2 separate regions of the Homo sapiens genome follow, and region 1 is linked to region 2. The links are chromatin loops, found by intact Hi-C in ENCODE. Cell type or tissue: CD4-positive, alpha-beta T cell. All regions are shown on one strand. Each heading gives the region's core, and the rest is flanking DNA. Links, peaks and the distances in the headings are about the cores only.

Evidence for each region. Hi-C counts contacts between places; a loop is a spot of excess contacts. Peaks named below come from ENCODE experiments on the same cell type or tissue, not always from the same donor. Only the 100,000 strongest peaks of a DNase experiment are listed, where the experiment ranks them.
Region 1: a loop joins it to region 2, with 8 times the contacts of the local background. A loop is called at or near these places in 7 of 110 quality-filtered maps.

The regions. Positions count from the first base shown.
Region 1 is chr11:64,763,924-64,774,875 of GRCh38, forward strand. SF1 (splicing factor 1) reads right to left here. Exons shown (of 13, transcript NM_004630.4): 3 at 9,507-9,582; 4 at 6,333-6,485; 5 at 6,041-6,130; 6 at 5,503-5,686; 7 at 5,300-5,415; 8 at 5,099-5,206; 9 at 4,183-4,363; 10 at 3,648-3,921; 11 at 3,269-3,328; 12 at 2,977-3,156; 13 at 683-2,232. The coding sequence ends at 1,895. Among named protein-coding and RNA genes, the nearest start is that of SF1, 9.1 kb to the right of the region's middle. RefSeq lists enhancers at 1-65, 1-14, 939-1,813, 1,814-2,686, 2,687-3,560 and 1 more. In CD4-positive, alpha-beta T cell, for the core only: CTCF peaks have their summits at 1,459, 3,977 (motif pointing left) and 4,179; DNase peaks (open chromatin) are centred at 548, 1,648, 1,888, 3,968 and 1 weaker place; H3K4me3 peaks cover 1,320 bases; H3K27ac peaks cover 3,814 bases.
Region 2 is chr11:64,683,649-64,695,204 of GRCh38, forward strand. It overlaps NRXN2 (neurexin 2), which reads right to left. Exons shown (of 23, transcript NM_015080.4): 4 at 9,199-9,228; 5 at 6,757-6,828; 6 at 1,998-2,299. Among named protein-coding and RNA genes, the nearest start is that of NRXN2, 34 kb to the right of the region's middle. RefSeq lists enhancers at 4,192-5,112, 5,252-5,301. In CD4-positive, alpha-beta T cell, for the core only: CTCF peaks have their summits at 4,889 (motif pointing right) and 5,091; a DNase peak (open chromatin) is centred at 4,923; H3K4me3 peaks cover 412 bases; H3K27me3 peaks cover 351 bases.

The sequences.
Region 1 (10,952 bases), core at 1-8,000, 79 kb after region 2:
CCTGGTGGAGACTCCACATGGATTTTTCTGGAACCCTAACAGTAACTACCCACTCGCCGCCCAAGACATGGAAAAAAAGCAGAAGACCCTTTGAAAAGTGCTTGCAAAGCACAAGATGGGGCACTTTATCCTGTCCCCCCGACCCCCGCCAAAGCCTACAGCGCTGGCAGGCTGCAAGTCACCAGCAGAGAAGGAAAAAAGCCACTTGGCGGTTTTAATTTTAGCTGCTCTGTGCCTGACAGGCAGGATTAGTTGGCTTGACCTTTAGTGTTGATGCCTCCCCAGGCCCAGGGCCTTAGGTGGCAGCTTCCAGGCACAAATCACCACTGGAGCTCATCAAACGTGGACGTCTGAGCCCCAGGAAAAAGCCTTCAAAGGACAGAGACTAGAAAAATGAGCAGTGAACAAGGAGGGGCAAAATTGGTTCTCAGCGATGTTAACTAGTCACCAAAGGGGAGACTGTGGAGCCACCCACACACTGAGCTCCCACCACCAAAGCCACACACAGGAGGCAGGTGGTGGGCTTCCCTAATTAACCACCCACAGTCTCACCCCCCCGGACCTGGTGCTGAACGAAAGTTAAGGCACCTTTGGTGCTGCTGCTGCTGCTGGTGGTAGAGGAAGTTTATGTGAAAAGAAAAACCGGGCGGGGCAGGCATTAAAAAGAAAATAAAGAAGCAGACCCAGAAAACCACACTGCTCTTTTATTCAATGGAACATCCCCGCTTTAGCGCAGTGTTGAATCTAACACCGAAAAAAGCCCAGAGAAATTTCTGCAGATAAACCAGTGAAGAGAACGCGCAGTATACATTATTGTCAACAGAATCACTTCATGGAGAGGGAAGCGGGAGGAAAAAGGAAGGAGAATGAACAAGGGGCTCAAACCCCTACACACTGCAAAACATTCAGACATTTGGGATTAAAACAAAACATAAAAGGAAGCCTTCCAGGAAGGAGAGGACCAAATGGAATCTGAGGCAGCTCAGGTGATCAAGGAGCACAGGAAGAACTCCAGGCTGGCAGGCGAGCCCGAGGGAGCTCAGGCTGCCCACCCACTGCTGGCAGGATCGCCAGGACGGATGGGAATCCCGAAACCTGGAGATGAACCTACCCTCGGCAACTTTACAAGACTCCCTTGACAAGGGTGGCAGAGATTAAAAAACCCCACGCTTTAAACAAACATCTTTGGGGGTGGCTATGGCACCTTGAAAAACCCACAACCAGCTTGACATGAATGGCCAAAGCCCTTGCCCAAAACCATTTGCTCCCCTCTCCTTGGTAAGGGAAGGAGAACTGGAGAGAAGGGAAAGGAATCTAAATTGCAGCAGAAGACCGGGGAGAGCATCTCCTTGGACGGAGTCTGAAGAAAGGAAAAGATAAAGAAGTAACAAAGGAAAAAGAAAAAAATTAATAAAAATTTCACGATATGGAGCCAGCGTGTTCCGATTCCGTCCACAAAAATAACTCAGGCTGCTTTGCCGAACCATCCTGTCCACCAGGGGCGTTGCTGAGGCTGTCTGCCTGGAAGGGTCACCAATGGGCGCGGAAAGTCCTCACTCTCATGGCTCGGGCCATCGCCGCCGCGGGGAGGGATCCTGGCGGCCCGGTTTGGGGAGAGGCAAAGGGAGTTGGGTGAGGAGAGAAAGAAGACAAAGAAGACACTCGATGCTACGGGGCGCCAGGAGAGCCCAAGCTGGCGCCCCTACTACCACCTGCCCGTTCCCAAGCGAATCCTCAGTCGCTTGGCCCAGCCCAGTGCGTGCACACACACACATGCGTGCACACACAATCACATGCGTGCGTCCCAATGTCTGGCTCCATATGGTGAGGTTCGGCGTGTTTAAACGAGACCAATTCTCTCTATATATAATATATATTTTCTTAAAAAACAAGTCTAGTTCTGTGGTGGAGGCGGTGGGGGAGCTGGAGGCATCCCGAAGGGCGGCATGCCCGCCACCCCCATGCCCATCATGGTGACAAAGTTAGAAGGGTCCATGGGAGGCGGAGGAGGAGGGGGCGGGGCATACATCATGCCGGCGGAACCAGGCGGTGGAGGCGGCGGAGGGGGAGGGGCCCCAGGCGGCAGAGGCGGCTGGACCCCGGGGGGCAGGGGCACCATAGTGGGGTTGCCTTGCATCTGAGGGGCTCCTGGAGAAGCTGCGGCAGCCGCCTGCTGCTGTTGCCATGGCGGGATGGACCCTGTGCCAGCGCTCGTGGTGGTAGTCGTCGTATCTGGGGTGGTAAAGAAGCCCAAGGTCACACGCGCGGGGGCACACCGCGGCTGTCTGCGGCTGCTGCCTTGGGATGGGGGCGAGGGGCGCCTGCTCCTTGCTTGGCATGCGGTACGGTGGTGGGGGGCGGGTGGGCGGGGCTGGTGATGGGGAGTGGAGGGGTGGGCAGGACTACCCTGGGGTCAGCCTCGAGGTCTCTGGGCTTAACAGAGTAAGCCCTTTGTCACCAATGCCCCTGGAAGGGCTGAGGGGAAGGTACCAGACACAAGAACAGCTCTGATGTCCCTCCGCCCAGCCGCCGCCACCACCGAACGGCACATTCAACCTCAAGGCCACAGCTGCTGTCTCCCCACTGCCCAGTCCCACCTCTGCAGTCTCTCACCCCAATCGCAGCCCTTGCCAGAGCAAGCATGCACCATCCCACTCGACCCATATGCACCAGGCTCAGTCCAGCCAGCCGCTCACTCAGCCTGCGAGGGTCTGGACTTCTGGCCCCCTACCTACAATAGCAGGCTCCCCTCCAGGCCCCCACGAACCTCTCCCCAGACACAACCACACCAAACATCAGCTCTCCTCTTCAAGATGCCCCTCCACCCCCTGGACCAGGAGGCCCTTTCTGTTTACAACCCCAGCAGAGCCCAGGGGCTCATCCCAAGACACCTGCCTGCTTGTGTGAGGCTCTATGGTTCCTGTCAGCCCCACCCCCATCCCACCCACCCCCACAAGCCCAAAATATTCTACTCACTTTGCTGCCATGGCAAGGGGGTACTGGAAGCCATACTGCTGCTGGGCGGAGGGGGTGGCGGAGGCTGCTGCTGCTGTTGTTGCCATGGGGGAAGAGGACCAGAGGGAGGGGGTGGGGGCTGCCCACTGGGAGGCGGCGGCGGCGGCGGCATCATGCCCATAGGTGGTGGCGGCATCATACCTGTGGACAGGTGGAGGCAAAGATGAGGCCTCAGGGAAAGGCGGGGACTTGGGCCAGAACCCCCACTCACCCAAGCCTAGGTGAAGACCCACAGCCAGCAGACAGCCATTACCTTTTCCTTGATGCAGGCGATAGACCCCAGAGCCCACAGGCGTACTTCCCAGGTACTGATCTTGATGGAAGGAAAGAGCAGGGACTTAGCAGGACATTGGAACTGGCCAGGGAAGCCACCCCTGTGATAACCTCAGTTGCTATCCTTACGCGAGTTCTGAAAACCATGCCTGTAAAAGGCAGGTCTGTGCTTACCCAACACAGAATCACTCCCTGAACCAGAATGGAGTCTTGCTCCTTCCAGAGCCACAACCCTGGCAAGCCAGGCAGACCCAGCACATTGCCCAGCCACTTGAGAGCTGCTTCTAGCCAACAGCGACCTGACGTAACCCCTTGCTTATCCCAAAGCCCCCAAGGTTTCTGGTCTGACACTTACTTACCCATTGGAGGAGGGCCATGGTGCCCAGGAGGGTGGGGGCCCTGGTTCATCGGTGGTGGTGGTGGCTGCATCCAAGGGGGTGGGGGTCCATTGGGGTTGTGCTGCATGGGATGTCCACCATGCCCACCTGTCAGGCTGGGTAATGGGTGTGGGAAGCTGTGGGGGCCACCTCCGGGCCCACCAGGACCACCTCCATGCATGCCGTGGTAGGGCCGACTCTCTGAAGGGCCAGAATTCATCCAGGGTGGGCGGCTCTGGGTGGTAGACATGAGAGACTACGTGAGAGCATTTCCTGCCAACGTCCCTGCCTGCGCCTCCTAGTGGCAACATTGTTCTTCGGGTTATGACACAGGACCAGAACACAAGAACAAGGTCTTCCCGAAGTGAGAAGTCCCCAAACTGGCCTGAGATCCCGGAAGAACAATGTTGCCATCCACATCCATTGTCTGCTCTACCCAAACCACGTGGCCATAGCTCCCAGTCTCTGCAGTAGAGAATGGGGAAGCCAGACCAAGAGAGCCAGCCCCCAGGCTCACCGGTGGAGGTGGGTTGTTGGCGGGAGCAGCAGGACGAGGTGCGCTGGCCAGGGGTGTGGTGGCAGGCCCAGAGGTGGAGCCCACAGATGCTGGGACAGGTGCTTCACCCAGTTCAGCCATGAGGGACAAATATTCTTTATCCATCCGTGCTTTATCCTGAGCTGACTGAGGATCACCAGGCCTGAAGTGGGGTGGGGGACACAAACAGAGAAAGGGGAAAAACTTGTTAAGAAGGAAGCTTTTATCCTGAGGAACCAACATATGGAAAGTTCTGAAGAATTCAATCACCAGATCATCACACATCTTTCTAACCCCTTACTGGGCATGGCTCTCAACAGTCTCATCAGATCTTCAGTTTCGTGCCCAGTTCTGCATCTGGGATCACCAGAGTAGAGGGGCCCCTGGGCGAAGAGCACAGGAGACCCTGAGCACCGATGAAGCACAGGTTCTCTCAAGTCAATTTCATCAAACTTCATTCCCAGTTTGAGGAAAGGAAAATCTATGCAAGACTGGCACAACTGCCAGAACGAACTTCCTAAACAAAACCTTACATATTCGCCAGCCAGTCAGAAAGTGTTGATATCGAGTGCTGACTTGCAACTGGTCAGAAATCTGTAGAGATTGCTTAGTCTTCTTGAACCAATTCTGAACAGCAAAAGCAGTGAATTTCCTATTGAGCCCCAGTAAAAACATACCCAAAATGGAAACTTCCAGTTTTCTTGGGCTCAAGACAAACAAACAGGGGTATCTGTACAGCCTATTTCTAATCATCCTGGGCTTTAAATCACACCATTACAGACCACACTAACAGAAAGGATGTTTCTCTTGGTAAGATTAACAGCAACCAATGAATGTGCCAGAAAAGTTGTCCTGCACATCGCAGGCTACCAGGAAACCGCAAGAGCCAGCCCCTCACCTTTGGAATTTACAGTCTGAAGCAATGTGGCCAGCCCCTCCACACTTGGTACACACTGTGGTGTTGGTAATGCTGCGGGTCTCTGAGCTCTGCCAGGGTCTTAAGATCCTATTAAAGGAAAAAGAGGTCAATGCAAGGGAACAATCTCTACTTCCATAGGTTCTTCAGGTCTCTACACTCTCCTTTAAACTGATCACATACCTGTTATCGTCTTCCCGAAGGGTCCCATTTAAGCGAGCCAACTCCCGAAGCTGCATCTTCCGTAGATCATTCTGGTCCTCTGGAGTCTCGATACCCTGCTTCAGGATGTTTCTTATCTAGTGAAAATGCAATGGACAGTTAAGTGCTTAGGGCCTCCACCTAGGTTTCTGCTAGGAGGCTTCCTTTCTGGGCTCACCGCTCACCTGTTCCACTGCCTTTTTGACGTTCTCCATTGTATTGGCAGTAACCAGGGCATGAAGTGGCTCATCTTCTCCTGGCAACATCTGGCCATCTTTGCGCCCAACCTTCCCTTCTTTCACAGACCCTTTCCCCCGGATCATAATCTTGGCATTGCACTCCTTCTCTATGTTCTTCAGGGTGTTCCCTCTAGAGAGGCAGAAATGACTAAGTTTATACCTGACAAATTCACACTCAAGAGGGAAGAGAGGCTGGACCAATTTGGCATTGGTGGGAAACCACAAGCGCAGAGAATTGGATTTTCCCACCAAGAGCTCCATGAACTCTATATTATGGTCAGCCACAGTAAACCTGAGGATTTGACTTCTCCGCACTAGTGGGGAAGTTAAGACACCTTCTCACAGAAAGGCATTAATTCAGCCAAAATGAAATGTCCTACCAAAAAGGGGAAAAGTAAGCCAACAGTCCCCAATTAGGCACAAAACGGACACATCTCACAGGCTCTAAAGGAATTCTATATCCTATAGACCAGCAGTTACTCACCTGGGCCCGATGAGCAGCCCCACAAAGTTGATTTCTGGGTACTCATCTTGTGGAATCATGACTTTATCACTCACACGTGTTGCTGGAGGTCTAAGAAAGAAAAGCCTGTGTCACCGCACATTTCTGGAGAATGACACAGCCAGCGGCTTTTCTAAAACCAAATATTGGTACCAAGTGCTAATTATGGGTGACTTGAGGCAAGAGGTGAGTAGTACCAATACTGTCCCATCCCAGCAGGTCACCCATGATCTGCATGTGTCTTCATCCCAGATGACCGAGCCCCTCCGCTTACTTGTAATCTGCAGGTGGCTTGAAATCCGGATTGAGTGCAACCATCTCTGTGATGAGGTTGTGCCGCTCCTCTTCCAGCTTTTTGCGGGTGCGGAACTCTCGGGTGTTAAGCCGCTTCCCCTCGCTATTGTAGATGGGCTCAGGGGAAGGGGACCTGTGGGAAACAGACTCCCGTTTACTATTCTGCACCGACTTCTCTCATTCCCACACGGACTATAACAAGTCTTTCCCAGCCCCTCTGCCTCTCAGACCCTAATACAACACTCTTCGGAGGAACCGACCATAACGTGTGCTACTCAAGATCGTGTGGAATGGGGAGATGGAAGCTGGCTTAACGTTAGGGGTCTGGGGTGTGTGTGAGAAAGGAAAAAAATAAAAGATTTTGCATCTAGAAGTGATGAGAGGAAAAAATGTCTATTCTTTGGGGAAAATCTTTGGACTGTAAGTGGCAAGGACAGTATCATCCCCTGGAGTCTTCTTGCCAAATACGGATTTTCTTCCATTTGAAAAAAAATACATATCCCAACTTTATGAACCACAGAAACCCCAAGTTTAGGCAAAAGGTTAACTCTTGGAGAGCTCATGCCCTATGAGGAAAAGCTTCTGTACCCCTAACACATAGTATGTATGAGCTCTTTAACCCAATGCAACTGGGACTGAAGGCTACTGCAGCTACTTGGCCCCCACAATGGAGAGAGATGGTTCGCTTCGTCTTTGCTTTTCCTTCAATGGCCTGGCTGGCTGTGTCCAAGGCCCAGGAGACAACCTGTTTTCTGGCTGTTCGAGGTTGGGGAGTCTGGGTAGAGAAAAACGTTAAAGTGCTAAAGCAGCTTCTGCGAGAGGCTGCAAATGCAGATTTGGTCATACTTGTCTAGGGTCTGAACCTGCAAACAGCAAGGGGAAAACCTATGATTCTCCACCAGAGTTTACAAGTCCAGAAAGCAGATTTTCTCTCTCTCATTTTTTTAAGGAGTAAAATGCTGTTGCTACAAGTAAAAAAATGTAATGATAAAATGGTCAGTTTACCACAGCTGGATTTTGCGGTAATAAAAAAGAGAGGTTACACTCCTAGAATTTTGAGTTAAGATTACAAAAAGGACCATAGCTTGATATTCTGAATGAAAATTTAGTAGCAGCTGCAAGAAGGGAAGAGACCATGTGGATCAGGTTATTAAAAAAACATACTGAAAGTAATCAAGACTCCTATACCCTTGGTTTAGTTGAGAGAACCTTGCCTAGTTGGAGAGCAAGGACTGAACTCGGCTGCTCCCACTGTCTTCAGCCTAAAGGGAACCATGTCACACCACGTTACACACACGATGGAATAAAAGGTCAGGTTTGTTCATGGCTAATGACGGCTAAATGACACCTCCGTTTCTAGCATTTGTATAAACTGTTAGCACAATCCATTAAGAGTGAACAAAAGCAAACATACCCCAGCTCATTAGACTACCATCTTATACATTTAAGTCTACAAGAAAAGTTTTAAACATGTTTTTACTGTGCAAGTTAAGCAGCATCAAAATAACAATAAAGTGGCTTAAGTGATATAACACCTTTTTAAGAAATTATCTTAATTAAGAAAACCCATGCATTTCCCTCCAACCTGGGCTCAAAAGCAAAACCAATCAGGCATTAGGGCCTCTTTCAAAACTGAATAGAAGGGAGGAAAAACCCTGCTCTGGTTTTATTTCTAACATGCTTGACATTTCTAATTCCCACCCCACAGCTGTCTAGAATTAAGCATTCTTAGCTAGTTACAAAAACAAGTCTTACCAGCACCCAATTGGCCATGTGAAGGCCTCACAACAGTTTAACCTCCTCCCAAATTGCAGAAGTGAAAGGCAAAAGCTAGTATTCTAGAGGTTAGACTGGCCCGACTTCTTCACCTCCAACAGGCATCGGCTAGATCAACTAAATTCTAATCCCAGTTATCCAGGAAGCAAAGAAGGTTTGTTAAAAATTCAACCTTTGGAGGAATTGACTGGTGACCTGTAGACATATTATTAAAGGGAAAAAGGCCAAAAAGGCACTAAACAGTTGTGGTCTATGACCTACAATGTAAATTTAAAAAAAAAAAAAATCTTCAAAAAGAAACGAAACACAACACAACCCTACAACCAAAATCTATCTATAGGTAAAATATAGCAAATGTAGTAAGTCAAATTAAAGAGTCAATATGGAGAAACAAGGAAGTTAATGTTTCCTGGCAAAGGGCGGAAGAAAGATGCATGAGTGAGTGACTTCTAAAGCCATTACATCATCTTCCTGATTTAATAAGCTATTAACTGGGTAACAAAAACCAAAAACACTACTTTTTAAAGCAAAGTCTTTTCAACTATTCTGTATGTACTAAGAGAAAATTCAGTGAGAGGGAGAGACTTACTGCCCTTCTAATTAAATGACCAATTTTAGCTGTTCAATCAGCTAATAAAATTCCAGTTTAAAAAAGTTCATCTCCCCCACACAATTTATTTTTCTGAGGTGAGAGAAACTGCAAACTGAAATGACATGACCACAGCTGTTTGAGGCCCACGCTCCCTTTAAGGAAAAAAAAAAAGTAATTTAGGGTTGGTTGCATGCCTTCCCAAAATAGGTGAGAATATTCTGGCCCCTCCCAACACCCCCAAGGCAATGGCCAAGGCTGAAAGTTAACTGGCAGTGAAAGAAGTTGGTTAGAAATCTCATCTGATTTTGAAACCATCTCAAAACCATGAGCAGGAAGACTGCAGCAATGAGCTGACCAGAGCTCCTGGCTTGCTCAAGTTCAGTGATGCTCAAAAATATTTTTAGTCCCTGCACTGTGTACCTGTGAGAAAAACTCTATGCCCTGGGCTTTTGGCCAAAGCAGGTACTGAAAAGGCAGGTTAACGGGCCACCTCACTGTCCCCTAAGGGTGGGTAAATCAGGTTAAGATCTACATGCTTACCAATTGGAAACCAGTTGTCCATTTTCCTGTAACTTTTTATTCTCCCAACATTTTTAAGTTTTATTCCAATTTTCTAACTGTTGACTGACCATACATATTTCTAATTAAACCTTAATCCCCAAAGTGGTCAGGGTACAGTCGTCATACTATGATTTTATTGAACTGACACAATATGTTGCCACCAGTAAAACGTATTGAGAAAAAGGTAAAAGCGTTACTGTCAGCTGGTTAAAACTGTTTCCCAACCTGTCCTCAGGGTTAGGGGGGATGCCCAGGTCTCCTGTGCGCAGTTTACGAGTCAGGTCTTCTATCTGCAGTTGCACTGGAAGAAACCAGGTTAGGAAAGAAAAAAAAGGATGGAAAAAAGACAATGTTACCAATAAACATCTCAAATCTCAACAACAAGCATGAAGAACTCGGAGACTTTGAAAGGGACGACTGATCAGTGAACACATTGAAGCAAAAACCCCCAACCACCTATCGGCAGGAGTCCTTTTACATCTATAGGTTTTTTTCACTTCAAAATGGTTATCACTTAAGGAAGCAAACAGTTTGTTGGAAGAGGGGTTAGCAATAAAGACTGTTCACTAAGGCTAACATCCAAGCAATTATTAGGAGGTGTTTCACCTCTTCCTCCCCACCAAGGCTTGCTTACCATTGGTACCCAGAACCATAAACCATGTTACGTCACCAATACCCGACTCCCATCAAATTACTTGAGGGCAAGAATTGAGTTTTTTCTTCATTAAATGTTAAACATAGCCCAAAATGAGACCCAATTAACATGGGACAAGGAAAAATACCAATTGAGCAAAGATCATTTTCATTAATACATTTAAAATTCCTTAAATAAGACATTTAATAACAAAATTCAACACCTTATAGAAATTTGTACATACTCTTTCTGTACAACCAGACCTGTACTAGTAAGGGTCTCCCAATACCTGCAGCTCTTATTCAATTATATGAAATATTTATTCAAATATTAAATGACAAACCACATATCTTAATAAACCAGTAACCATAAAGTGCTAAGAATTTGTTTTCAGGCTCACTGTTCATATGGGGAGCAGGCGTGTAGAAGAATGGAATGTGTGTTCAAGGACAATGTACTTGGCCCTCGGGCCTTGACCAATGAGGCTGTGCATGAAAAAGAGAGATGAGGGTTTCACAAAAGTTGCCAGTGACGCCAGGGAAATGTTACACAGCTGATTTTCCAAGATAATGGGAACTGCAGAGCCAGAGCAGCTTTCTTCAACATGCGGAATAACCACCTGTTCCTTACCTTCGCAGCATCTGAGAATTTTCAGCAGGCATCTCCAATAAGGGCAAATGTTACTAGGTTGGGTTAAAACTGAGCTGGCTCCAAGATAGGATTAATGCGTGTCTAACCAAAGATTCCTTCTAACTTTAAATACATCCACAGGGCTATACCACACCCACACACTAAAACCCTGAAGAAATGAAAACCCATTATTATCGAAAGAAAATACTGGCCGGGCACAGTGGCTCACACCTGTAATCCCAGTACTTTGGGAGGCCAAGGCAGGCAGATCATGAGGACAAGAGATCGAGACCATCCTGGCCAACATGGTGAAACCCCGTCTCTACTAAAACTACAAAAAAAATTAGCTGGGCATGGTGGCGTGCGCCTGTAGTCCCAGCTACTTGGGAGGCTGAGGTGGGAGAATC
Region 2 (11,556 bases), core at 1,070-9,069:
AATTCCCCCAGAATCCCTTTTTAAAGAGAGCACTCAACCAAAGTCTTTAAGCAGACACCCTCTGTGGACCTCAGGACCTGCTTTAGGGTCAATATGACCTGCCTCTCTGCTCTGAGACTTCTGGTAGAACAATCCAGGGGAAGAAGTTTCCATCAGTTACCAGCTTGGACTCTCGACTCCGGGAACCCCAGGAAGAAGCAGCCGAGGGTCACTGTCTACACTCAGCACTGCTGAGGCCGAGTGTCTCCTCCTCTGTGTGGCTTTCCCACCTCCCCTAGCCACAGACCTCTCCCTCGTCTTGGGTATCACTTGAGTCCTAGGGTGTTTAAGGTTTCTGCTGCTCACTTGGCACTGGCATGGCTTTGCTCTATTCACTTTTAACAGACTCATCCTGTCTCCTCAAGAGCTGAAGTCCTGGAAGGGCAGGGACCATGTCTTTTTTTCCCCCTCTGTTCCCAGTATGGATGTGCCATGTATTTTTTGGTCATATGATGCATGGATAGGAACTCTGAACTTGGAGCATCTTGCCGAAGTCGGTACCAGGTGACAGCGCTGGTCCTAGAGAGAGCAAAGTGAGCAGGAAGCACTAGAGGCAACTCCTCTATACCCCCCAATAAAATGTGTGTGGCATCTGAAACTGTCACAAATGCACATGACACACTCAGATGTGCTCGGTAATGACAACGCGGGACAGCCCTCTGATTGGGTAAAGGGATGATTTGACAAGAAGAGGAGCCCCGCATTAAGGAGTGACTCCACCAAGCACGTCACTCTGTGAAACGCAGGGGTCCCTAAGAATAGGCACATTAGTAGGAGCCCGGCTGCAACAGGTAGTGGCAGGCCTGAGGAAAAGCAGCAGGATTAGTCACTGCGTTCTCCTGGCAAGGAGGAGTGGCATTAATGAGAGGTATCCCCACTAGATCATCATCGATGGTGTGAAATGAGAACAGGTAGGAAGAGTGGGAGGCCAGCCAAGATCCTGAGCCTGCTGACGAGGCTTTCAGTGGGAGGAAGGGGAGGAGAAGGAGGATGACAGGAGGAGAGACAAGGAAAGTTAGCCACCACACCGCTAGAACCAGGAAGTTCAGAGAAGATAACTAGGAAGAGACTGGTCAGAGACAGCTTCACCTGCACTAGCCATCCTGGGCCTTGGGAAAGGTGAAGAGGACCACTTCTAAGAGGACCTGTCCAGTGGGAGCATCTGGGAACAGGAGCTCCTGTCTGCAGGAGCCAATGCAGGAAGGACTCTGAGCACCTGCGTGGGCTTGCCCAGGAGCCAAGGGGAGGCAGAAAGCAAGCCATGGATGCTGGGAGGGCCTGGCTCCTTTGAAAGAAAGAGAAGGAAAAGAAGGGCATGTCCTGCCCAGAGGAGATGAAGGGCCAAGCCCCCTCTCTGCTCCTGCTCTCTGTCACCTACCTACTATGCCACCACCTCACTGGCTCCATCTCTGCCTCTGCCCTAAAAAAGCCTCGGCTGGGGGCAGAACACATCCTGCCCGCACACATTAACTCAGGCTTGCCTTCGTGCCTTGCTGCCCTAGTGTTGGGACACCCTCATCTGCTCCACCAGGCCAAAGCCTGCCCACTCCACAGGAACCCCTCCCCACCCCCTGGCACCCAGGAGCACCCATTCAGGCACTGGCTCACTCCTCCCATCTCCTGAATTGCCCTCCTGCTAAATCACCTGATTTCTTAGCCCCATCCCTCGAGAGCCCAGCTGCTCCCAACAATCTGAGCCCAGTCCTTCCCCTGCCCTCAGGTTCCTGCCCAGGGACAGTTCTGGAGCCTCCTCAGCTCAGCTCCCTGGTCTCTGAAGCCTGCCAGCCACTGCAGCCTTATGTCGGGACCCTCACAGCCCCAACTCCTGTTCTTCTCCAGAACCACACCTCACTGCCCAGCCCTGATCCCTCCACCACAAGCTCCCGGCAGCCCCCTCTCCCAACCCCCATTCTACCCCAGGTATAGCTAATCCCTGGCCTTCTTCTCACTCCTCCTACCTGGCGCAGGTTTCGGGTGACCCGGACGTCGTGCCAGGCGTTGTCGTTGAACTTGCCATTGACGGGTTCCACAAGGGCCTCGAAGGCACCTGAGCCTAGGTTGATGACCAGCCAGACAGCCCCAGACTTGAGGGACAGGTTGACGTAGTCGGCCGACTTGCCTGTATGCAGCATCAGGCCGTTGCGTTGCAGGGTGCGGAAGGCCAGTGTGATCTCATCAGTGCTGCTCTGGATGGGGTTGTGTGACAGGTCGTAGCAGAAGAACTCATTGCCTTTGAAGGTCGCCACAAACTCCTCCTTGCCTGGATGCCGTGGTGTGGGGAAACGGGAGAAGGCTGAATGGGGCAGGGTACACCAGTGCTTCCCTCTCCCCTCCAGCAACGCAGGCACTGGTCCTGGGCACCAGGAGCCCAGAGGTCCCAACCTGTAGCTTTAGGCCCCTTTCCCTCCCTCGGCCTGTCAACCATCCTCTCAGGACCCTGCCGTCTCTGCTGTCAAAAGTCAATGTCCCCTGTGTCCATTTCCAAACCAGGAGGCTGCTAAGTGGCTCCCACACTGACAGCTGACAATTACTCTGCCACAGGACCCAGCAGAGCGGAGGGTGCTCACTGTCTCCTCCCCACCAACCTTCCCATCGGCCACTCCCCTTAACAAAGGGACATAGAAGGGAAATAAGAGGCTCTGCCTTACTTCTCCCTGGGTGCTCCTCCCGTATGGCAGGGTCCTCAAGGGTCTCCTACGCACAGCCCACCTCCCTTCCTGCCCCTCCTCCAGCGATGGCCAATCTCAGTGCCTGGAGACAGTTTCAGCCTCACCATATGGGATGGGACCAATAGGCCTGTTGTGCAGCAAGGAGCAGATGAGGAGAATGGGAGGTGGGGGAATGTGGGGAGGGCCAGGAAGACACACACGAAGGCGATGCAGGTGACAGGGATATGCACCGGATAGCAACAGGCCACCAGGCAGAGCTCACATGGGTGGCCACAGCCCCAGCTATCATCTCCACCCCCAGCTCCCTACTCCAAGCCAAGGACGGCGCAGACAGGCCCAAGATGGAGGGCAAAGAGTGCCTGGATGTGACCTGTGTGTGCCCAGAGAGTAACAGGGCAAGAGCAGGCCTGGGCCTTGTGTGTGTGCATGTCTGTGTGTGTGCATGTATGTCCATAGGCACCCGGCACAGGGCCCTTCCACTGGCACTTTTTAAGCAGAAGCAAAAACTACTGGGAGAGGCTGAGGGATTGTCAGCATTCTGTAAGTTGGTAACAAGTGAGAAGACAATGACTCAGTAGTACCAAGAAGTTGAGGTTTCTGTCCAACACCAGCACAAGCCAGAGTGCAAGCAGAGAGAAGAGAACCGGATATGAAGTCAGGACAAACCAGAGGACCTGGGCTCTACCAGTGGCTCACTTCTGGCCATTAAGCAGTGGCACACAGCTGGCCCTGCCTACCTCACTGGACAGGTGCAGGGCAAACAACACTGGCCGTGAGGGTCTTTATGAAGAGGCCGAGCTAACCAAATGCAGGAATTCTCAATAGATGCTCCCAATGCCCAAGCAAGAACAGGCACAATGCCAGGGTGCATCCAGGGCCACCAGGAAGCACTTGCCTTCCCCTGGTGGAGGCAGGGCTCAGCAGCAGTGCTATGTGTTGAGGCAGTGGGGTGGTGGCGGGGGGGGAGTTTCGGAGTGCAGATTCTGCAGATCCCCTCCCCTCCACACACAGCCTGCTTCTCTCTCTCTAGGCAGGCTGCCCACAGCCTCTGTCCTCACTGCCTCCGGATGCCAAGGCACCAGCTGCTGCCCCAGAGCCTGGCACAGCACTCACTGCAGCTGGCAAGGCCCGGTTTCCTGAGGCCACAGGGCAGCAAGGCTGGTGGGGGCCTGGGCAACATCGGGACAGTCTGAATCCCTTCCTCTGTCTACTTATGGTACCAGCGGGGAGGGCCAGAAAGCAAAAGTGAGGACCCCAGCAGAGACAAGAGGGTAAGGCGGGGAAGAGTGGCAAGGAGGAGGGAAGGAGGGAGGTGGGGCAGAGCCAGGAAAAGGAGAACCATCGCAGAGACAGACAAGAAATGAAGACGGCTCAGGGCTGTGAGGGAGCAAGAAGGGATGAGCGCGGCTATCTGGATAAAGAAAAGGAGCAAGCCCTGCGGGAACAGGTACAGGAGATGGGAAGAGAGCCAGCAACGAAAGTGGACAGGGACCTCTAGGGAACAGAAGCCAAGGCTTTCTGGGGCCTTGCTGTTTCCATAGCAACGAAGCCTGCTGCCCAGGCACTAGGAGAACCAGGGGGCTCAAGGACCAGAAAAAGGAATGTTTGACCTTGGTTTTGCCACATGTACTAGTCCCACCCAGAAGCCATTCCTCCCACTCCCTCACCTTCACTGCAGTCAAAGAAAGTATCATTAAAGAGAGTCAAACAGAAAGAAAGAAAAGAATAAGGCAACCATGTGAGTAAGTGATTGGGACAGAACAAGAGGCCAGCAAAAAGGAAAGAGGCGGGTCTGGGGCTGGACAGTGGCTGCCAAGGCCAAGTGGAGAAACGAGGCCATTTCTCGACTCCTCAGCCCTGCCTCCAGTCTCCTGGGGTGGGTGGCAAAGCTAGCTACTCTGGAGCCTGCGCCTCCACGGGCTCCAGTCCCTTTACCACCGGAGACCTGGGTCAGCCCAGAGACGCCAAGAGGCCTGAGGAGCAGCCAAAGAGAACCTGAAAGCCTTCGAGAAGAGGGACAGAAAAAGAGATGAGCAAGTGTGGAAAGAAAACCCGAAGATGGTGAGGAGAGAGAGAGAGAACCTGAGTAGGGGAGGTCGGAGCATGACTTCAAGGGACTGGTGGAGGGATTCTACTGGGGTGAGCCTGTAGGGGCGGCGGAGGGGCTCAGCAGAGCACAAACAAGATCTGGGCTGAACAAGCCCTGAAGCACCAGGGGGCGCTCTCCCCTATCTCGCCGGTCTGGCGCGACTGGGAACTACAACTCCCAGCAGCGCTTGCACAATTACCGCCCCTAATTGCTCCGGACCGAGAAAGGAAGATAATAGCTGATGCTCGTTTATCTCCCACAGTTGGGGAGTCTGTAGCCCTACAAGTGTCCCCAGTGAATGTGGCTAGAGACTAGTTGTTGTGGTCCTGCATTTCTGAGAACCATGCATGAGGGACAAAGCAGCTGCCTTCTTTCCAGGCCCAGCTCCCAGACCTCCTCTGGGAAGGTCTCCAGCGCCCCCCTCCGCCCTCCCTACTCTCGAGCTCTACAGCTGTCTGTTCTGCTCACTTGGCACTTACTGCCTAATAACATCTTGTACTGCTCCCTGGAGAGGAAATGTGATGTGAGAAAGAAGACCTGGGCGCTAGTGCTGGCTCCACCACCAGCTTTGTGACCTTCGCTGGTCACAAAGCTGGGCTCTAAGTCCCAGCTTCCCCGTCTGGAAAATGGAGCTGATCATCAGGAACTGCACAGGCTGCTGTGGGCACCTCAGAAAGAGAAAGGGTGGGGTCCAGCTTCCTCAACCATAAAGCATCCCACAAATAAACGACTCATGCCAGTTGGTAACTTTCTGCTAGTGTCCTGCCTCTCTCTGTGTCTCCCTCTCTTTCTCAATGATTTTTTTTTTTTTAATGGAGTCTCACCATGTTGCCAGGCTGGTTTTGAACTCCTGGCCTCAAGTGATCCTCCCACCTCGGCCTCTCATAGTGCTGGGATTACAGGCATGAGCCACCGTGCCTGGCCTCAATGAATAAATTAACTCCTCTGAAAAGAGTCTGCACTTTTCATGTACTTTGCATGGACCACACTTTATTGTAGGTGTTAGAACATCAATCAGCCCCTTAGTAACAGAGCCCATTGGCTCATATAAAATAAATTTGCTGAGCACACAGCTACTTATGTGCCAAGAGCTGTGTGAAGCACCGGGGGCATAGGAACAAAAATATCCAATCCCTGGCCTCAAGGAGCTTGGTCTAGTTGGGGAAGCAAACAGGTAAAGTGACAGTTATGATACAGTGTGATGAGCCTTCTAGTGGAAGTGTGGACAAAGTGTGGAAGTGACCAGGTTCACCTGGGGTGTTCAAGGAGACTTCCAGTGTGCATGGCCTGGCTGCTTTTTCAAGAGTCAGACGAAAGAGACACACCAAGTCATTGGGGAGAGGACAAGGATGGCGGAAATCCAGGCAAACAGAAGAGCAGACTAAAGAATGGAAATGGGACTCCATAGCCCCAGTGCTTGGCACCCACTGGAGTTCCTTGAGGACTTGTTATAGTGGCTTGTAAACTTCTTAGGAAAGAGATTGTCTTAAGAAAGGCAGCCTCAGTACAGAAAAAGGAGCTAGAGCCCCCAAGCAGGCTTAAAGGCCCTGTGCTGGCCACAGCTCCCAATCAGAATTTCCCTGGACTGGGCACCTAGCAGGCTTCCAGAATTTGATGGTTAAATTGGGGTTGCCGTGCTGCCTGGTTGCCTTAACAAAGAAACAGATACTTCCTAGGGATCAGCCTGAACAACTGCCACATAAAAAGATACCTGTGTTCTAGAAAGAAGTCATCAGAACAACTGGGCTTTGCGAAAGAAATGGAGGTTTGTGGCCCTTCACATCAGGGCAGCTAATGGGGCCTTTGGAATGGCACTCGGGGAGCAGACCCATCACTTCCCACAGGCCTCAGAGAGGACAAGGGGATGTGCCTGCGTTGACTTGGCTTCCCCCCAGGAAGCACAGTTAGCCTGCAGCAGGATGAGGGCTGGGCTCTCTGGGGACCATGGGGGTCACTGACCTTTTGTTGGCTGGTGCACATCGCCGGCTCCTCCTCTCCCGGCCCCCCCCTCGGAGAACAGTAAGGACCCTACTGGAGAAGCAGAATTGGGGAGTCAGGCACAGGGGGTACCGAGCCAGTCCCTCCCCAGCCTTGAGGGGATGAAGGGCCCTCTCCAGGGTGGAGGTGCTGCTTGCACGGACAGGGGAGGAGAGGCTTTTCTGGGGACTCCCTTGCCTTCAAGACCTCTAAGGAAGGAGCCGCTTGACAAACCGAGGGCGATCAGCCCCACAGACCCCATCAGATTCATGATCACCGACTTCCACTCTTTGCCTGGGGTGGGGAGACTGGGCAGAGGAACAGAGGCCTCACCATGAGTGCAGGATCCCTCCTTCCCCACAGCAGGCAAACAGGCCAGCCCTCAGCACTGGAGGCCCCCAGTTCCCCCTTTCAACTGCTCGCTCATTCTCCTTGCCTCCTCCATGAGGCACATTCTCCCCACCACTCTGCACCTTTGCTCACACCCTTTATGCTGGGTTAAGTTCACACTTCCCAACTCGTTCAAAAGCCTGACGCAGACACCCCCTCCTCCAGAAACTTCTCCAGATTTATATCCCAAGCTCCTCTTCTGTTCTTTCCTGTCCTTGAGGCTCTCACTACACCTTGAGGCCATCCACACCTGCTTCATTCACCACAGTGAGTGCTCGGAAGCTCACCCTTGCCCACTTCTTTGCCAGTTAGACCCTGGAGCTTCCCAGAGATTTCCAGGGGCTTCCTGTAATTCCTGTCTGTTCTTCATCCCACCATTGTGCCTACAAAAGGGCTGTGCAAGTCAAAGGAGATCCTCCCTGGAGCTCAGCCTGGATGTGGGCAAGCCCTTTCTCAGGAGTTATTTCTCACTCCCTACCACCCCACTCATCAGCAGCACTTAGGCCTCAGTCCAAATGCCCCGGTGGGCACATGTTACCATGTCTGGGTTCCAGGCCAGCTCGAATCTTCACCCCACCTCTCCCCGCTCCAGTGAACCTATATACTCAGCACCTGGCTTCCAGGTACCCAGCCCTACTGCCAGATCCACAGGATGGCTTCAGGATGAGAAAACTCAGTGATGAAGGGGAAAAGTCTCTAAATGGGCTCTTACTTCAACCCCAGTTGCAAATCCCCAAACTTGAACTAGAATAATACTTGAGCTGTGGAACTTTCCAGGGGGGCTTTCTGAGATCCTTTGGGAGGGCCTTCACTTATGACAAAGGGGAGCCACAGCCAGCACCCATAGAACCAGGCACTGAGAGGCAAGAAGGATGTGAGTGAACCAACCAGGGTTCCTACTCCTAGCTCTCCATTTGGGACTTCCTCTTTCCCCACACTTCTTGCCATAATTCCACATCCCTGCAAGACTCCAAGGCCTCTACCTCCCCAGACCTAAATCCATCCCAAATTTCATATCTATATGAGTTTCTCCCTGCAGCCCAATCTTGGTCCTGCCTACCGGCTAAGGACCCCACTCTGTTCCTCTGTAAGATGACCCCCCCACAGAGGGCTGAATTGGGCAGGTCCAACAGTGCCAAAGGGTCTGAAAGGCCAAAACCCTGAGCTCAGAGAGAATCAGTGACAGCAGAGGGCTAGAGGAGGCCAGAGCTGGAGGAGCTCAGACAGGACTCCTGAGTTCTGTCTCCAGGTTTGCTTAACACCAGGGCTCTCAAAGATGGTAGGCACTTAGTCAAAGGAGTGCTAAAATTAAATGGCTAGTCCCAACCATACCACCAATAAGGGTTGTGGAATCACTAACAAGTCATTTCATCTCTCTGGTCCTCAACGTCGTCATCTGTCAAACAGGGTTAAGAGACATTCAAAAGATACAAGGGTGAAGGCGTGCGGGTGGGCAGGGGGTTGGGAGCGCACACTGTGGAAACGGAGAGACCCTACACCTCTACTCCCATTTCCCTTCTCGTCATGGATGGGGGCCTCCCACAGTAGCAAGGTGAGGGTGATGAGACTGCCTAAGACCCTCTTTCTCCAGCCCATGCTTTTCTCTTGTTACTTAGGTCCATAGAAAAGAAAGAATGATCAGAATGAGTGGAAGGAAATCAAACACCACCATGAGAAAGAAAAAAAAGCAAGATACACTACCAGGAAAACGCAAAAAAAGGGTGACTGGAGACAACGGCAGGAGTTCAAACATCTCTTGATGTCAGAAACCAAGGTGAGATGTGGGTGGATGGAGTGCTTCAGGGTGGGTGAGGGAGAGGGGAGCACACAGACAAGGGCAAGCCCCCACCCCCACCCCAGCACCCCCCAAATAAAATTAAGAAATGGCAAAGGAAGCGGGTAGGAAAGGAAGGAAGGTGTCAGGACAGGTGGAGGAGGGGAAGGGGACAGGGGAAGGACAGGGAGAAGAACAGAAAATCCAGGCGCAGGTTGGGGGCAATCCAATCCAAACCAAACCAAAACTTCAAACCATACCTTCGCTGTTTAACGTCAGGTGAGCCGGACCTTGGAAAGGGGAAGGAGAGAAAGAAAGAAAGAAAAAAAGAAGAAGAAAAAAGAAAGAAAAGGGGAAAGAAACAAAGAAAACACGAGTCATCAAAATCAGCCAGAGAGAAGGGAGAAAAAAGCTTTTGCTGCCACAATTTAAAAACCTTTTTTAACTTGTGACAGACATCGGGGGGAGCCCCAGCCCAGGAGCTGAGGAGAGGGGCCCGATGCCGAAACAGCGGGTGGAGGGCACAACAGGGGAAGAGAGAAAGAGAGATTAGGGGCGTCAGAGAGGGTGAGAGGGGTACAGGCAGAACTGGAGGAAGGAGGGGGCGGGGGGCACTGCAGCGGGGAGAGGAGATTTTGGTTTCTTTTTTTCTTCTTGCCGGAAAAAAAAAAAGGAAAAGGAGGAGAAGCATTAGGCTAGGAGGGTTGCTTTTTCCTTTTTCTTTTTTTCTTTTTTTTTTTCTTCCGGGAGGCGGAGAGAAAAAAAAACAGTCAACGAGAAAAACGATTCAGATGGAGGAGAAAATAAAACACGACACAAAAATCAAAGCCACCTGGAGAGAGAGAGAGTGTCCTGTTAGCATGGGATTAAGCGGGCAAGGGGGCCTCCAACCCCCCAACACCCCTAATCCCAGTTACCCCTAGGATGCTGGTAGAAAAGGGGGAAAGATGGGGGGATATAAAGAACCTGGGCCTAAAAGCATCCCCCACTAAAGCGGGGTTTGGAAGGACACCTGTTGGGTTCTAATCCTCCCAGCTACCCTTCCCAATAACCTCTGTAGGGGTAGTAGGGACCCTGCACACCTGGGTTCTAAGAGGAAACTGGGGTTCAAGAGGACAAAATTAGAGAGGAAGCAGGTAGGAGAAGGTAGAATCTACAGAGACACTGAGAGACTGGGGTCAGAGCTCTCAGACAGCAAGGTCCAAAGAGGACAGCCGAGCCCTATGGGAGGAAGCCCAGCTCTCTGAAAGGTCCAAGTACATCATTCATAAATTACAGACCCCCTTTCTCTGACCAGGACCTCTCTCAAATGACCCAAAAGCTGGATTTTGAAAATAGAAAATGGACTGATAGGAAGACCAGCTAGGATTTCCATCCAGGATTACACTGGCCCCTTGAGACAGCCTTGTCAGCCCTAACCCAAAGTACCCCTCCCCAGCCTTAGTGGGAAGGAATCTGGCCCACTGGATCAGTACCCTTGTCCCCAACAGGCACCAGCCAAGGAAAGCTCTCTCCTAGAGAGGCTGGCAGCACCAGGCCCCACAGCTGGGCTGAGACCCCAGGGCTTCCTGAGATGGCCAGCCAGCTCCACCAAACCTCAGAGCCCCCCCAGCCCCACTCACTCCCCTGTGGTGTCTGGCCAAGAGGGTAGGAAGGGGAACAGCCCTGCAGTGCCACTGTCACCCTTGGAAACCAGCCCCACTGCTGTGGCAATGAGATGTGAACCCTAGGGATAGAAAGCTGGGGCCAGGATGGAAGTAGCAAGGTTAAAGAGTTACAAGTATTTCTGAGACGAAGCTGGGGGCCAGGATGCCTGGATTCTAAGAGGAAAGGCAGTGAGGAGGACAGGAAGGACATGGCCAGGGGCCAAAGGCCTGGACCCCGTGGCAGATGGTTCACATTGCCCTCTTTGCCCCATGTCTCTAGGGTGGCACTGGTTTCTCCCCACCTCTGAGTCTGAGGCCACTTGGAGGAGGAGGCCACAGCCGCTGAGGGCAGCCTCAGGACTGAACAGCTCTTGGGAGGATGTAGGTTTTTATCCATCACACAGGTAAGGACCCAAGCATTTGAACCGAGTCTCCTCATTCCTTACTCTGAATACCCTCCTACTCTGCCACCAACCCTTTCCCCAAAAACTACCAGCATCTCCTTCCAAACCCCCTAAACCCAGGACCCAGACCCAGAGCCCTCAACCCACATCCGACTCTCCCGGTCAGAAGCAGCCTTGCTCTCAGGATCCCACCCTTGAGAATCCAGGTCTCTGCCCACCCCCAGCCCAGGAGCCAGGTGCCCTGTGAACCCACCCTCTGTCTCCCACAGGCCTGACTGCTGCTGGAGGAAGCCACATCTCCCTCTCCCAGACCCTTCCACTGCCCAGCTCCTCGCCAGCCTCGTTAGCATTCGGCAGTCTCCCTCTGTCACCACGGCAACCAGCTGCTCAGCTCCCTCAGGCGTGACAGCACCAGCCATCTTGGTGAAGGGGAGGCTGGTTCCCTTCCTGTCTACCCCTGGCTCAGTCCCAGCTGGCCCCAGGGTTTTCTCCCTAAAGTCTGTCTCCCCACTAATCTGAAATCTCTGCTCCCTCCTCCTGGCCCCCAGCCCCACTGGGGTATTCACTT